2 separate regions of the Homo sapiens genome follow, and region 2 is linked to region 1. The links are chromatin contacts, found by Hi-C or POLR2A ChIA-PET in ENCODE. All regions are on one chromosome and are shown on one strand. Each heading gives the region's core, a stretch centred on a gene start or an enhancer-like site at or near the end of the contact. The rest is flanking DNA. Distances are from core to core; before and after follow the strand shown. Region 1 holds the start of DEFB126 (defensin beta 126). Region 2 has its middle 9.7 kb from the start of DEFB132.

Region 1 (5,837 bases), core at 2,248-4,747:
CAAATTCTCAAGCTCCCCTGCAGAATTGGAAACTAAAAGTGAGCCCTAGAAATCTGTGCTTTAGCCATCTCTCCAGGTGTTTCTGATGTACATGAAGTTTGATGATAATTGCTATGGCAAGCTGTGGGCCTAGAACTGTCTTCAAGGAGGACATTGCTACTATCTATCATTCCTGAGTGGGTGTTTTGGACTAACCCTCCCTTGTTCCTGGCCCCTATCTTATTTGCATTTCTACCATAGAAATGCGAGTGCAGTGAAATTGTGGTGCCCTTCCAGACACTGTTGAATGGAGGGAAAGTGGGAAGGGGGCTGTAGAGAGAAAACTGACACCAGAATAAGCCTCTTTGCTTTAATGAGTCGGGGATCCTAGAGCAGGAGACAGAGGCTGGAATGTTCAACCAGTGGGAGAAACGGGGGTAGGAGCCATCGAAGACATCGAAGCAGTAGTCATCATCAAAGTTGTTGTTGCTGTTGTTGCTGTTACTGTTGAAATTCTTGTAGTCTTTGTCTGGACACAGAAAACAGGATAATTAGCACGTCTGTCAGCTGGAACACAGCAGTCCCTTTGTTTGCCGCACATTGCCCAACCATTCTTTACATGCATCTCTTCAGGTTTGCACTTCTTCTTGCAAATTCCAACGTCGTTTAGACACTTTTTCACATACCAATTACCTGAATAAAGGAATTATATAGATTATTAAGCCTAAGTATTTATCACAGGAGGATAAAAAATAGCAATAGTTTTTGAGCACTGTTTATTCAAGTGCCTTTCCAGTTGCTTTAGCATGTTTTTCCTAATCATAAATACCTACTTTGAGGATTAAGTGAAATTTTATAAACACACATAGAATTCTTTAGATATGTATGAGATTCTCATTTCTGAAATCAGAATTCTGTATACAAACACTTACCAGGGGCCAATTCCCCATGATTTTAAATGGGAAAATATATAGCATGTTGTTATACATGAACACAAAATCCCCAAGCAATTTCCTAAAATGTAGCTAAAACACAAACACCTAAACAGAAGTAAAAACTATCATTTCAAAAATAAGAAATGCTAAAATAATTGCTGTCATCTTTCTCACCATTACTGAAACACATATGGCTTTTGTTGCCAATTGGTGAGATTTTCAAAATGTCCCTTACATGTTTCTGAGATCCTAAAAATTATATTTAGAAGATAACTCTAGGCTTATCTTACATATTATCTGGTTAAAAATGTCATGTCAAGTTATGGAAAGATAAATAAAAAATTTTCATCTATACCTATATACCTATATGATATTGAGATATAAGTACATTTTACAAAATTTTGAGAATAAAAAAAGCCATTCCATTAGGAATATATTCATTAGGGAGACATTCTGCAGGGTTTGCCTATATATGTGTACATATTATATACATATGAAAATATCTCATCACATGGTTTAACACATAGAGGCCCTAGAGTGACGCTGGAGCTCTTTCTTACCTTGCTTAACTCATTACTGTACTTAATCAACAAGTATATGATGAGTGCCTACCATGTCAAGAATTCTGCAAGATGCAGGGAATAAAACAATGAACAGAAAGACATGATTTGAGGACCTTACATTGGAGAGGGGGAGAAAGAAAATAAACAAGTAAATGAATAAACAAAATAACTACAGATTGTGATAAGTACAATAAATGAAAGAAATATGAGGTAATTGACAGTAAGTGAACAGAGCAAACGTTTTTGAATGCTATTACCACTACTATTATCCCTTATCAGCTGTTTAATCCTCCTCTGATGATTGAGTTTTTAACATTATATATATGTATATGTTAGAATATATATACACACACACAAAGTGTAGAAAAAGGACAACATACAAGTATGTGATGTATGTCGATGTATGTCACTAATGTTCCAGAGACAGAGGGAGAAATCAGGCAATTTAAACTCATAGAATTTCAAGGATGCAATAGGCCTGAAACATCTTTTGAGACAACCATGAGAGCATTATAATTTCCTCTTATCCACTATCAATTTGAACATTTCTGCAAATTAGGGAATATAAACTACTATCTCTAGAGGCGGGCTATGGAGTTATTATATAACCCATTAGGAAATTATACTAAAGAATATTAGTTTATTTCATTGTGCCTTATGTAAAAAGGTGGGATTGAGTCCGGTGTAAAAAACAAAATCATAGGTGAATAACTGTTCTCAACACGGAGAAGGACTTACTAAGTTAGTGGAAGAATGCAAAGAAAACACCAATAGATTTGACATGAAAATGAAAATTATGTGTCTCAAATAAATAATGCATTTTAGAAGCAACCAATATGTTTGAAAATATTTGCAAGAAATATGAAATACAAATGTTAAAAATACAAATACTCCAATAGTAACCATTGGCAATATGTGCCAGTTAACTTAGAAGAAATAATACCCTTGTACCAAGCAATGGAACTTCTAAAATTTACCTATACAAACAGAGAATCTCACAATGATATATTAATAAGGTTGTACAATGTTATTTACAGTACTCACACATTAGAAAAAATAATCCAAATGACACACAATTAAGGACTTTCCAAGTTAATATTGGTACAAAAATATGACAGAATTATAAGCATCTACTGCAAATTGTATTTTCAAGGAATATTCAAGACCTGTGAAAATTTTCCTGATAGAATCGTAGGTAAAAAAATAAAGCAGGTTATAAGCTCATATATCAGTTGGTTACAAGTGAAAAAATGCAAGCAGTGATGAAATGTGGCCAATTTATTTCTAAATAACTTTCAGTGTTCTTGTCTTGGTTTTGTAAATATAAGCTACAGAATAAATTAAAAATAAGAAATGCTTACACAAACAGAGCTGAAATCTGATATAGACTTCCAATAGTTCCCACACAGAATTTTTTTTTTCATTTTCCATTTTACAGTCCTATACATATATAGAAACAGCCTTTCCTGTTCTGTTAACCACATCCAAGAACAAACAAACAAACAAAAAATCAGAGACCTCTCTGTAAGACCAAGAAAACTGGGGGAAGTAATATTATATAATTGTTACCTCAGGAGGGAATATCGGCAGCAAAAAAAACAAAAGTGAAATGAGGCAGGGCTTGACTGGACTGACCCGAAGTGACAGGATAGAAGTTTGGGATTTCAAGATCATTTCTACCTTTGGAGGCAACTGTATGGGATTTGCCTTACCCTCCTCCCCAGCTCCGATCACAGATCCTGCTCTATCCTGAGAGCCTTCAAGTTTCTTAGAACAGAGGTGGTCTGAAGAAGTAGGACAAATCTCAGCCCTGCTCCCAGTGAGAAGCCAGACCCCATTTCCACAGACCACTTAGAAACAGGGACTCCATGTGCAGGACCCTGTTCCAGGCCAGTGTTTCTTCTTCCCCAAGATTCTGTTTACCTGAGACCAATTGGGCCAGGAGCATAAAAACTGCAAGGGTGAACAGTAGGGACTTCATCAGGAGGCAGTGGGTTCTATAGAGTCCAGAAGTCTCTATTCAGTATGACTCTGAACACAGATCTTTATTGTCCTTCTTAGGTGGGGTTGGGCTCAGCCAGTAGATCGGGAGGATGTAGGATATTGTGCCAACATAGCTTCAATCTATTGGCTAGCAACTCTAATTGAGGCATCACTGTTCAAGAGTCCTGTGCTAGGCATGCCTTGGGGGAAGGATAAAGACTTAGAAGAGAAGTTGCAAACTCTGCTGAAGTGTATGGCAATTTGGAGAGAAAGAATTACAGGAAGAAATTATGCTGCTCTACCAAGGCTGGGTGCTCCTAGCAGTTTTTTCACAGCCTCCAGTGTTAGTTCTATCAGGGTTCATCTTACTGCATGTAGCAGTCTGGTCACCTGCCTGTCTCTCCACCTAAAATACAATGTCTTTCTGAACACTTATGATGTATTATTCATATATATATATAATTCTTTTCTGTACATCATTCTTTTCAGAGAAGGATATAAGCAATTGTTTTTTAACTGACCAAATTAATGCTTTGTTGATGATCTGGAAATTTAGAAAGCCTTTTACAAAGAAATAAATAAGTGCTCAAAGATAAATGCACAAAGAAGTCTTGTCACTCTGTAGAGTAGCATAAAACGAAGTGCATCCATATGATTTAATTCTGTGCTTCTGTTAAAAAGAGTGCAGCAGATTTTATCTTACTAAACATTTTTTGAGTGAAAAAGCAACATTTTAGAACAACATGCATAGCAATGATTCTAATTTATGTGAAAAAGCTATATTTATGTGTATATAAGTAAATGCATGAACTAAAAATGCAAATCACATGTCATTCTAATAAAAGTTGTTTTCTCTGGATGGGATTGAGTTTAAGGTGGCATTCAAAGAGAATTTTATTGTGTTAAAGTTTTTTTTTGAGTGCCTGACTATATTGTGACTGAAAGCTATCAGGTCCTAGAGGTTTTGTTCTTTGTGAGGAGTTTTTTTTTTTCATTCCAAATTATTGAGATATAATTGATGTACATTAAACTGCATTATTTAGAGTGTATAATTTGATGAACTTGGCAAAAGATGCACTGGTGAAACCATTACCTTAATCAACATAATGTATATATCCTTCACTCTCAAAATGTTTCTCATTCCTCTTTGGCATCCACTCTTTCCTCTTCCCTTCCCTCCCTCTACCTCCATGATACCCAGGCAACGACTGACCTGCTATTTGTTCTTGTAGCTTTCTTGGCATTCTCTTGAATATTACATAAATGAAGTAATATAGCATGTATACTTTTCCGCTTGTCTTTTTCCATCCAAGGCAATTATTTTGAATCATATATGTTTCGTGTACCAATAGTTCATTCCTTTTTATTGCTTGTATTACTTTTTATGCATATATGATCATTTATCCATTTACCCCCTAATGAACATTATGATTGTTTTCAGATGTTAGCTATTACAAATAAAACTGCCATTGAAAATTTGTGTGCAACTCTTTGTGTAGCCATATGCTGTCATTTCTCTTGGATAAACAGCTAGATGTACAATGGCTGAGTCACAGGGTATGTGTATGTTTTACTTATTAAATATGCATATACTATGCTTTTTTCCTTTGAAAATTGCCCTTTCTCTCTGTCCTAAGAGGTCTCAGTGTTGTCCTTGTCAAACTGATAAGTAAATGTTCCATGTTAATTATGGATGTAATAAACCTTTGTGTTCCATAGTTACTGTAAATATTTTTTTCTGGCATGCAAAAAAAAAAAAAAAAAAAAGAGAAAAGAAAAAAAAAAAAACGAAATTACCAAATTGTTTTCCAAAGTGGAAAACAATTTATACTCCCACTAGCAATATTTGAGAGTTTACTTTTTTCCCCACATCTTTACCAATACTTAGCATAGTTTTTGTTTTTGCTTTTTTAGTTTTAGCTATGTGTTTTATTTACTTTTGTTAAATTTTAATTTTTTTATAGATTTAGAAGTACAAGCGCAGATTTGTTACATGGATATATTGAGTAGCAGTAAAGTATGGGCTTTTAGTGTAACCATCATCAGAATATTGTACATTGTACCAATTAGGTAATTTCTCATCCCTCTTAGGTCTAGTAGTATTTGTTTTATGAATCTGGGTAGTCTTGTGTTAGGTGCATATGTATTTAGTAGGATGGTTATATCTTCTTGCTGAATTGATCTTTTTATCATTGTATGATGACCTCCTTTGTTTTATTTTACTGTTGTTGATTTAAAGTGTGCTTTATCTGATATAAGTATAGCTACTCCTTCTCTCATTTGGTTTCTGTTTGCGTAGAACATCTTTTTCCACCCCTTTACCTGAACTCATGTCTTTATTAATGAGTTTCTTGTAAACAGCATATAGTTAGTTCAT
Region 2 (5,837 bases), core at 2,062-4,561, 120 kb before region 1:
CCTTTCTGGGCCAACTACTAGATTGCTACAACCCCCAAGAGGCTCTGGTCACTCACAGATCCACTTTGTGTTAAGATACTTGGTTACAGGTAACAAAACAACCAAATCACATTGGCCTAAACTATGAAGGGCTCAGGTCAATAAATAGCTTAGGTGAGGCTTTGTCCAGAAATCAAGTGATGGCACCAAGGACTTGGTTTCTATTTATCTACTTTGTTTTCTGAGGTGTTGCCCTTTTCTTCAGGTCAGCACTGCTTGTGGCCCCAATATGCCAGCATCTCCCAGGGTTGTACAGGTCCTTGTACATGTCCTGTTGGAAAGAGAGAGACTGGCTGTGTCCCAGAATTTTCAGCCAGTGTATTAAGATTCACTGTAATTGGGCTGGGCACAGTGGTTCACGCCTGTAATCCTAGCACTTTGGGAGGCCGAGGTGGGTGGATCACTTGAGGTCAGGAGTTCGAGACCATCCTGGCCAACATGGCAACACCCTGTGTCTACTAAAAATACAAAAATGAGCTGGGCGTGGCAGCAGGCACCTGTAATCCCAGCTACTCAGGAGGCTGAAGCAGGATAATTGCTTGAACCTGGGAGGCAGAGGTTGCAGTGAGCTGAGATTGTGCCACTGCTCTCCAGTCTGGGTGATGGGGGATGAGACTCCGTCTTTAAAAAAAAAAAAAAAAGATTCATTCTAATTGAACCAGCTTATATTACACGCCCACCTTGAGCCGGTGTTGGAGGTGGAGCGTGCCTGCTGGTTTAGTTCAGGTCACGGGCTCTACCTTGGAGCAGGGAAGGGATGGTTAAGGTGGAACACGTGACCTAGGCTGAGCCAACAGGTACTCCCCAGAGCCATGTGGATCTCCAAGCAGAAATGGACCCTGTTGAACACAATAGCAAACACTTCAATGGAACCTACGTTATGCTTTACATACATCAACTCACTACACCCTCACAACAACCACCCTGTGAAGTAGGTATTGTTTATTGTTATTTTCATTTTACAGATGAAGAAACCAAAGGATGAAAAGGCAAAGTGATTTTTCAAGTCACCAGGTTACTAAGTGGCAGAGGCAGTTTGCTCTTAACCACTGTACAATCAGGAGCTCAGCTGAGCAGGAGAGAGCTGAACTGCTAAGTGCTGGAGTAGCTGATTAATGATGGCCCGGCATGGTGGCTCAGGCCTGTAATCCTCACACTTTGGGAGGCTGAGGCCAGTGGGTTGCTTGATCTCAGGAATTTGAGACCAGACTGGACAACATGGTGAAACCCCATCTCTATAAAAAATATAAAAATTAGCTGGGCATGATGGTGTGCACCTGTAGTCCTAGCTACTAGGGAGACTGAGGTGGGAGGATTGCTTGAGCCCAGGAGGCGGAGGTTGCAGTGAGCCGAGATCGCACCACTGCACTCCAGCCTGGGTGACAGAGCGAAACCCTGTCTCAAAACAAAAAAAGTCAAAGCAAGTAATAGCCAAGCCCCAAATCTCTTATTATTACAGTACAAGAAAGAGGCTAAACCAGAGAACCTGGTTTGTTTTATTTTGTAGAACACAGATCCACCTGTTCTAATTTCCTCATAGAATGATGCCAACTGGGGTCGGGTGGATGAGCACAGGTGTGGGGTTGGTCTCACTGCAGAAAAGCTTCCAACAAAAAGGCTCCTGAAGTTGTACGGACCTGGGGGCCAGGGATGGGGTGGGGAAGGGAGAGTGGGAAAACTTCTGAGTCAGCATGGAGGAAAGTGTCTTCAAGGATTCTCCACTCCCCAAGATAAGGAGGTCCTGGCCGAAGGCCTACCCCACTGCAATGAAGACGTGTCTGAATGAAGACTTGGGTTGGGAGCGGAGATGTGTGTGAGAGGTCGACTGTCCAGGAGGCCTGAGTCTGTGTCTGCAACTGTCTTTAAAGACTGCAACGCATCAGCTGTGCACGACTCAGCTGTGAGGCCTGCCAGGTAAAACCTGTCATTGCCTGTGTTTGGGCTGAAAAATCACACATAGGTTTTTAGCCAGGAGCTGGACTGTTTGTGAAGGGATGCATGAGTTCAGAGGAGGAAAACCAAGAAAGGAAGCCTGGACATAGGTTCCCTCGCATTGCACGTAGCCCTCATGCCTCCGAATGCGCCAGAGAGTGACCCCGCACATGTACAGCATCTGTACATGGGTGTCTTCCCAGGTACTCAGAGCCGCGTGCGCAGCTCTCACAGGCAGATACACCTGCATGCACATGCACATGGATGCATACTGGGACTGTTTCTTTTCTTTTTTTCTTTTTTGAGACGGAGTCTTGCTCTGTCGCCCAGGTTGGAGTGCAGTGGCACAATCTCTGCTCACTGCAACTTCTGCCCCCGGGTTCAAGCGATTCTCCTGCCTCAGCCTCCTGAGTAGCTGGGATTACTGAGGCCCGCCACCATGCCCAGCTAATTTTTGTATTTTAGTAGAAACGGGGTTTCACCATGTTGACCAGGCTGGTCTCCAACTCCTGACCTCAGGTGATCCATCCGCCTTGGCCTCCCAAAGTGCTGGGATTACAGGCGTGAGCCACTGCTCCCGGCCCATCTATCATTCTTTATTGGAGTACCGGAGGGCAGCAGGAGTGAGAAAGAAGAGGTTTATGGGAACCCGAGGTTGAAGGGGAAATCAGCACTGGATATCACCTTTAATGGGAAGGACAGGCAACTGGGACGTCTCCAGAGCACTTAATAAGCTGTAGAGGTACTATTTAGATGACCAGACATTATTATTATTTTTAATGTAGTTTTTATTTTTATAGATTTACGGGGTACAAATACATATATTGCATAGTGGTGGAGTGGGCTTCTAGTGCCCCATTACCCGGATAGTGAATGTTGCACCCAATAGGTAATTTTTCAACCCTCACCCCTCTCCGCCTCCCATCGTTTGTAGCCTCCAATGTCTATTATTCCAATCTATACCACACATTACTTTTTAATTTTAGTAGGAGTTGGTTGAAAACCCTATTCTGGGGCTCAGTGAGTCCGGCTAATTGGGTAAATGGAAGTTTCATGGAATTTCCTGTTCCCTAAGGCCCGTGTCTGTGTATCTTGTGAAGTGTGAGTCTTGGCCTGGATCTCTTGTGTCTGGGACGCCAGTAGACATTGGGAGGTCTTTGGCAGGGCCCTGAAAAGTGTCTGGTGCGCCCGTTTGGCCAGCGCGTGCGACCTCCAGGGCGCGGGTGTACCGAGTGCTGCCGGCAGATGGCGGTAGAGACTGGCACAAATCAATCAGCCTCGAGGGCGGGCTGCGGGGCGTGGGGGAGCGGTGCGGAATGCGTCCTGGTCGTGAGTCGCCAGGGGCGCATTTTACGGCAGAATCCGCACCTGGAGATGACCATGTTGGCCCTTAGTGTGGCGAAAGAGAGAGAGAGGCCTTTGTTCTGCGCGCATTGCGAGTGCCCAGTCCCTGCCTACGCGAGCTGGCTTTGAGCCCCCTCTCCCAGCGTTCAGCTCCTGTCCCCATTTCTACTCCCTCCAGCCTTCTTTCTTCGCGCCAGCCAAGCTTATCTCCCGCCCGGTCTTTGCAGGGCCGGTGGGTCATCAGCTTTGCATGTTGTCCTCAAGGTCTTCACGTGGCCGGCTTATCGTGCAGTCACAGCTCTTTTCCCTTCTTAGAGAGGTCCTGCCTGACCACCATTTCTAACCAGGTTCTTCCTCCCCATCACTTTCCATCTATCACTCTGTTTTATTTTCTTTGTAGCTGTGATCACTACCTGATTTTACACATTCATTTTGTTAATGTTTATTACACATTCTGCTAGGTGAAATGAGTCAAACACAGAAAGACAAATACTTCATGTTCTCACTTACACATGGAATCTAAAACAATTGAGCTGTAGTCAAAAACCACCAGGGATCATGACAGACGGGAGGCAGGACTAGATTGCAGCTCCCACTCGGACGGTCAGAGCAGCGTGTGGAGGCTCGCATCATTAAGTTTTGCTTCAGAAGGACTGCAGGAACGCATTAGGGAAGCCAGGAGAACCCACAGACCCTCTGAAGGAAACGGATTGCTCCTTGAGGAGGGCTGCCAGAGGCCCAGAGCGGCCACAGGGAGAAGGAAACCTCCAGCTGAACTTTGTAACAATTTGAACTGATCAAGAAGCCTCCTGGCCAGAACTCAGAAAAGAACCTATTTGTCCTAATGCTCTCCCTTCCCTTTCCCCCACACCCGAACTTTATGCATTTTAACATGTTTATTAGATTCACCGAATCGCTTAGCCTTTTGGAACTCCCTCGAGTTACATTTTTAAAGTCACTTTCCCCTTTCTCAAGCCCCTAGCAGGCTGAGCTCTTATCTGCGGCTTCTGGGGAAGAATCAGCTTCCAAGCTCATTCAGGTTGTTGATAGAATTCAGTTCCTTGCACGTGTAGAATTGAAGACCCCACTTCCTTGCTGGCTGCCACCTGGGGGCTGCTTTCAGCTTCTAGGGGCCATCCATGTTCTTCCTCATGGGCCCCTGCATCTTCAAGCCACTATACCATTTTCATTTATTTATTTATTTATTTAAGATGGAGTCTTGCTCTCTTGCCCAGGCTGAAGTGCAGTGGCATGATCTCAGCTCATTGCAACCTCTGCCTCTCAGGTTCAAGCAATTTCCGGCTATTTTTTTGGTATTTTTAGTAGAGGTAGAGTTTCACCATGTTGGCCAGGCTAGTCTCGAACTCCTGACCTCAAGTGATGCACCCACCTTGGCCTCCCAAAGTGCTACCATTACAGGCATGAGCCACCGTACCCGGCATCATTATACCATTTTCAATATTCAATTGAAATATTCAATTTCATAATAGCATTTTAGCTTTAGTGGTTAAAATCTGCCTGGAAGTAGATTAACAGTACAACCTCTTAAGATATTTTCCCTTTTCCTACTCCTTTTCCTCCTTCTCTCCTTTCCAAGGCCAATAACACAGTGTACAATCATCCTTCAAATAAGATTTAAAATTATTTTTCTTCTTCTTCTTTGCAGGGAAAAAAAACTAGCAAAGAAACATGAATAAACTAAGCATATACCTATTAAAAAGTTATTGAGGCCAGGCGCGGTGGCTCACACCTGTAATCCCAGTACTTTGGGAGGCCAAGGCGGCAGATAATGAGGTCAGGAGTTCGAGACCAGCCTTGCCAACATGGTGAAACCCCATCTCTACTAAAAATACAAACAATAGCTGGGCATGGTGGCCGGTGCCTGTAATCCCAGCTACTCAAGAGGCTGAGGCAGGAGAATCATTTGAATCTGGGAGTCGAAAGTTGCAGTGAACCGAGATCGTGCCATTGCACTCCAGCCTGGGTGACAAGGCAAGACTCCGTCTCAAAAAAAAAAAAAAAAAAAAAAACCAAAAAAGTTATTGAGATTGAGCATATTTAAAGCTGGATTTTCATCTTTTCAAGCATTACATGCTGGTCACAATAACTGTTTCAGTCAGCTTTAAGGCTGCTCCTTGCAGCAAAATGAAAAGACAAGAGGAAAAGAAAAGGAAAGAATTCGTTAAGTCTTTTCATAGGAGAATTGCTTACCTAAATTAACATAGAAGTTTAAGTTATAGCTCTTGAGAATTTATATTTTAATATTTTATATTAATATTTTGTAAGAGCCACTTTTGTATAAAAGTTCTCTATTATCTTCATATACTGAATAAGTTTGTCCTACCAAATGATATTTTTGTGATTGCATCTTTTACTTTCTGATTTCTAAAATTAACATACAGTAAAAAAGATGACATTTGGGTGTACGGTTGCACGAGTTTTCACCACCAGCATGATCAGGGTGCAGTTCTATCACCTCCCCAAATTCCCTTGGTCTCCTGGACCACCACAGAGAGGAATTC

The links. A loop is a pair of places that touch in the nucleus more often than their neighbours do. ChIA-PET counts read pairs that join two places held with the same protein, here RNA polymerase II (POLR2A). Pooled maps may share reads with other maps.
Region 2: a pooled map shows a loop between it and region 1 (2.8-fold over the local background). The contact joins the enhancer-like site here to the promoter of DEFB126 in region 1. A Hi-C loop is called at or near these places in 6 of 50 pooled maps. POLR2A ChIA-PET finds 5 or more read pairs at or near these places in 2 of 52 experiments (HEK293 and activated naive CD4-positive, alpha-beta T cell).

Annotation. Positions count from the first base shown.
Region 1 is chr20:140,250-146,086 of GRCh38, reverse strand. DEFB126 (defensin beta 126) reads right to left here and starts at 3,497. Exons shown (of 2, transcript NM_030931.4): 1 at 3,401-3,497; 2 at 336-672. The coding sequence starts at 3,458. The coding sequence ends at 395. RefSeq lists an enhancer at 1-190.
Region 2 is chr20:264,530-270,366 of GRCh38, reverse strand. No RefSeq gene overlaps it. Among named protein-coding and RNA genes, the nearest start is that of DEFB132, 9.7 kb to the right of the region's middle. Within about 2 kb of position 3,311, at least 6 of the 41 ENCODE cell types and tissues checked have a DNase peak (open chromatin) inside an H3K27ac peak, as active enhancers do.